Regions from separate parts of the Homo sapiens genome. Here region 2 is linked to region 1. Evidence: read pairs that join two places in POLR2A ChIA-PET (ENCODE). Cell type or tissue: OCI-LY7. All regions are shown on one strand.

Region 1 (2,500 bases):
CTCTACTGAAAATACAGGCCAGGCGCGGTGGCTCACGCCTGTAATCCCAGCACTTTGGGAGGCCGAGACGGGTGGATCACAAGGTCAGGAGATCCAGACCATCCTGGCTAACACCGTGAAACCCCGTCTCTACTAAAAATACAAAAAATTAGCCGGGCGCGGTGGCAGGCGCCTGTAGTCCCAGCTACTCGGGAGGCTGAGGCAGGAGAATGGCGTGAACCTGGGTGGTGGAGCTTGCAGTGAGCCGAGATCGCGCCACTGCACTCCAGCCTGGGCGACAGAGCGAGACTCCATCTCAAAAAAAAACAAAACAAAAATTAGCTGAGCGTGGTGGCGCACTCCTGTATTTCCAGCATCTGGAGGCTGAGGCAGGAGAATCACTTGAACCTGGGAGAGGGAGGCTGCAGTGAGCCCAGATCGCACCTCTGCACTCCAGCCTGGGCTACAGAGGGAGACTCCCTCTCAAAAAAAAAAAAAAAAAAAAAAAAAAGGAAAAGACCCTGCATAAATTTTATATTTGAAAATGTGGGCCAGATAGTTCACATAGTATTTTTATGCCATCTAGATTTGCTCAAGAGCTCAGTTTGTACCATAATAGTAAAATAAGCACTGACAATGAAATGTGACCTTTGTCAACTAAAAAAGCATTTTGTAAGTTGTACAAAGATTAGCTTAATGAAAAATTACCAGAGGATAAAATCCTGTGCTTCAGAGCCAGAATGAGAACAGATGGCAAATACGTTAAAGAAGGCTTAACCTACAGGAAGCCAGATTTAGGTCACTGCTGAGATGAAAATTAGCAGAGGAACAAAGAAGACAAAGGAAAAGTAGGAGAAAAACATTAAGTAGAAAGTGAAAAGAGAAATTGAAGAAACAAGAAAGAAATTAGAAGTTTATATGTTCCTTTTTTCAGAAATGAGGTCTCACTATGTTGTTCAGGCTGGAGTGCAGTGGCTGCTCACAGACACAATCATAGCATACTGCCAGGAACTCCGGGGGTCAAGGGATTCTCCTGCCTCAGCCTCCTGAGTGGCTGCGACTACAGGCACCCACTACCATGCCCCACTATTTTTCATTAAAAAAAAATATTTTGGCCGGGCGTGGTGGCTCACGCCTATAACCCCAGCACTTTGGGAGGCCGAGGTGGGCATACCACGAGGTCAGGAGTTTGAGACCGCTTGGCCAACATGGTGAAACCCCATCTCTACTAAAAATACAAAAATTAGCTGGGCATGATGGCACAAGCCTATAGTCCCAGCTACTTGGGAGGCTGAGGCAGGAGAATCGCTTGAACCTGGGAGGTGGAAGCTGCAGTGAGCCGAGATCGTGCCACTGCACTCCAGCCTGGCGACTGAGCGATACTCTGTCTCAAAAAAAAAAAAAAAAAAAATTTAAGAGATGTTGCCCAAGCTGGAGGATGTTTTTAAAATAAAGTCACTTATTTTCAAATATCTTCTGAAGGGGCTTGAAGTCTCTATTATATAGGTCTCATAGCACCTTCTTACTTATTTTCAGTAGCACTCACAATTTAGTATAAACAATTAATTGAGTAATTATCCATTTAATATTTGATTCTGTTCTGAAGGGCAGGGCCATGTCTGTTTTGTTTACTTCTATGCTCTTGTGGCATCAGCTAATTACATAGTACGTTTAACAAGTATTGTTGAGTGAATGGGTAGGATTTTCCCACCTTGGCATACATTACATTATTAATAATAGTGTAATGGTTATTTGCATATCCTCTAGAACTAGACCTCCTAGCATTAGAATCTTTTTTTTTTCTCTTTTTGAGACACGGTCTTGCTGCTGGTAGCTAAATCCTGGTCTCCAGGGATCCTCCTGCCTCAGCCTCCTGAGTAGCTGGGATTACAGGCTTCCGAGTGTCTAGCTATAGTGTCAGAATCTTGCACCACCAAAAACTAGTTGTGTGACCTTAGGCAAATTACTTAACCTTTCTGTGCTTTCATTTCTACATCTTTAAAATGGGGATAATAAAATTATCAAATGAGCTAATTCATGTGAAACACTTAGAAAAGTGCTTTACACATGGTATCTGCTCAGTAAATTTTTATTTTTACTATTAATATTTAATATAAGGGTAGTCAATAATACTTAGAAGCAAATATTACTTGATTTCAAAACCACGAATGGATGTCATAATCCAGACTTTATCTTTCCTTCTTTTTTTTTTTTTTTTCCACTCTGTTGCCAGGCTGGAGTGCAGTGGTGCAATCTCGGCTCACTGCAACCTCCGCCTCCCAGGTTCAAGCGATTCTCGTGCCTCAGCCTCCCAAGTAGCTGGGATTACAGGCATGCGCCACCATATCCAGCTAATTTTTGTATTTTTAGTAGGGACGGGGTTTCACCATGTTGGCCAGGATGGTCTCCGTCTCCTGACCTCGTGATCTTCCTGCCTTGGCCTCCCAAAGTGTTGGGATTATGGGTGTGAGCCACCGCGCCCAGCTATCTCTCCCAGTTCTAAAGCTTTGTGGACAAGGAT
Region 2 (2,500 bases), 130 kb before region 1:
AGGTTATATATGTTAAAGATTATATACTTGATAGGAAACCCCAGAAGTCCTTCATGTTTTTAAATTTTATTCTTTTGTTTCCTCCATTTCTAGGAACACAAGGTGCTACTCACAGGAACACCATTGCAAAATACTGTAGAAGAACTGTTTAGCTTGCTTCATTTCTTGGAACCGTCACAATTTCCCTCAGAATCAGAGTTTCTCAAGGACTTTGGGGATCTCAAGACAGAGGAACAGGTAGGAAATCTATCTGATGAGGTACTAACTCAGGACAAAGAAGGTGAAGTTTGTACAAGGCAGACATCTGTTGTCATGGGTATCTCAAGGGCCTTTCTGAACTCCTTATAACCTTGTGCCTACATCATTTGTGGCATCATCCAAAGTATACATTTCTTAGATAGTGGAAAACTCTAATTTTTCCATGTTTCTACATAATGTGAGAATGTTCGCCCTCATCTTATTGATTTATTTTTCTCTCTGTAATGGACCACAGGTTCAAAAGCTACAGGCCATTCTTAAGCCAATGATGCTGAGAAGACTCAAAGAGGATGTTGAAAAAAACTTGGCACCCAAACAGGAAACAATTATTGAAGTAGAGCTGACTAATATCCAGAAGAAATACTATCGGGCTATTTTGGAGAAGAATTTCTCCTTCCTTTCCAAAGGGGCAGGTCATACCAACATGCCTAATCTACTTAACACAATGATGGAGTTGCGCAAGTGCTGCAACCACCCATATCTCATCAATGGTGAGGGAATGCTTGGTATATACCTGAACTTCTGTAGTACCTGTGTTTACTTTCCGGATGATTCTCCTTGGGGACAATGGATGCATTGACTCAACCAACCTAATTTGGGGTGCGGACTGAGGAATGGGAGGGAAATGGTTCTCCTTTTAAAAAAGAGACTCTAAGCCTGGGCAACATGATGAAATCCCACCTCTACAAAAAATACAAAAATTAGCCAGGTGTGATGGCAGGCATCTGTGGTTCTAGCTACTTTGGAGACTGAGCTTGGAGGATTGCTTGAACCCAGAAGGCAGAGGTTGCAGTGAGCCGAGATCACACCACTGCACTCCAGCCTGGGTGACAGAGTGAGACCCTGTCTCCAAATAAAGTAAATAAAAACAATTCTTATTTGGAATGTTTTTCTGTAGTTCTTTCTACCCCTTTGATCCTACATAATCTCCAAGATTAAATAGGATTTGCTGTTTAGAATTGCATGAAGAAGAACTCAGATTAGCCACACAGTGGCATGTACCTGTAGTCCCAGCTACTTAGGAGGCTGAGGCAGGAAGATCGGTTGAGCCCATGAGTTTGAAGCTAGCCCTGTCTCAGAAAAAACACTCTTAGGTTACTCTGTTCCTTGGATAAATGTCCTCATCGACACTCCATTTTGCTGTTTCTGTCTCTTTTGGGTGCTGATAGTGTGTTCCATCTTAGTCCTTGTCCACATATTTACATCTTTTTTTAACCCAGTTATCATAGGCCTGCCTTACTTAGTGTATTTTGTATGACACATCTGAGGATGATTTAAGTTTTTTTTTTTTTTTTTTTTTTAAGATGGAGTTTCACTATTGTCGCCCAGGCTGGAGTACAGTGGTGCAATCTCGGCTCACTGCAACTCTGCCTCCCAGGTTCAAGCAATTCTCCTGCCTCAGCCTCCCAAGTAGCTGGGATTACAGGCGCCTGCTACCACACCCAGCTAATTTTTTGTATTTTTAGTAGAGACAGGGTTTCGCCACATGGGGCAGGCTGGTCTCGAACTTCTGACCTCAGGTGATCTGCCCGCTTCGGTCTCCCAAAGTGCTGGGATTACAGGCGTGAACCACTGAACCCGGCTGATTTTTTTTTTTTTTTAAGGTGGAGTCTCGCTCTGTCACCCAGGCTGGAGTGCAGTGGCGCAATCTCAGCTCACTGCAACCACCACCTCCCGAATTCAAGCGATTCTCCTGCCTCAGCCTCCTGAGTAGCTGGAACTACAGGCCTCCGCCACCACACCTGGCTAATTTTTGTATTGTTAGTAGAGACGGGGTTTCACCATGTTGGCCAGACTGGTCTCGAACTCCTGACCTCAAGTGATCCACCTGCCTCGGCCTCCCAAAGTGTTGGGATTACAGGCATGAGCCACCGTACCCAGCCGATTTAAGACTTTTTTGTGCTGAAATTCTGTGTGTGAGAAATGTTGGTCTTAAGTCAAATTACATTTTTTTCCTTTTGCTTTCTTAGTTAAATAGACTACAACCTTAATATGGTTCACTGGATCTCAACATAATTTGATTTTTCTTTTGGCAGGTGCTGAAGAAAAAATCCTAACAGAATTCCGTGAAGCTTGCCATATTATACCTCATGACTTTCACCTGCAGGCCATGGTTCGTTCAGCCGGCAAACTGGTTCTTATTGACAAGTTGCTTCCAAAGCTTAAAGCTGGTGGCCATAAAGTTCTGATCTTCTCTCAGATGGTGCGCTGCCTAGACATCCTAGAGGATTATTTAATCCAG

What was found. ChIA-PET counts read pairs that join two places held together with the same protein. Peaks named below come from ENCODE experiments on the same cell type or tissue, not always from the same donor. Only the 100,000 strongest peaks of a DNase experiment are listed, where the experiment ranks them.
Region 2: POLR2A ChIA-PET joins it to region 1 with 6 read pairs; 2 of 35 experiments call an interaction of 5 or more read pairs at or near these places.

What each region holds. Positions count from the first base shown.
Region 1 is chr14:21,273,940-21,276,439 of GRCh38, reverse strand. No RefSeq gene overlaps it. Among named protein-coding and RNA genes, the nearest start is that of RPGRIP1, 4.9 kb to the left of the region's middle. In OCI-LY7, no CTCF peak of the experiment used is centred here; no DNase peak of the experiment used is centred here; H3K27ac peaks cover 378 bases.
Region 2 is chr14:21,403,458-21,405,957 of GRCh38, reverse strand. CHD8 (chromodomain helicase DNA binding protein 8) reads left to right here. Exons shown (of 38, transcript NM_001170629.2): 15 at 94-237; 16 at 494-749; 17 at 2,295-2,500. Among named protein-coding and RNA genes, the nearest start is that of SNORD8, 7.3 kb to the right of the region's middle. In OCI-LY7, no CTCF peak of the experiment used is centred here; no DNase peak of the experiment used is centred here.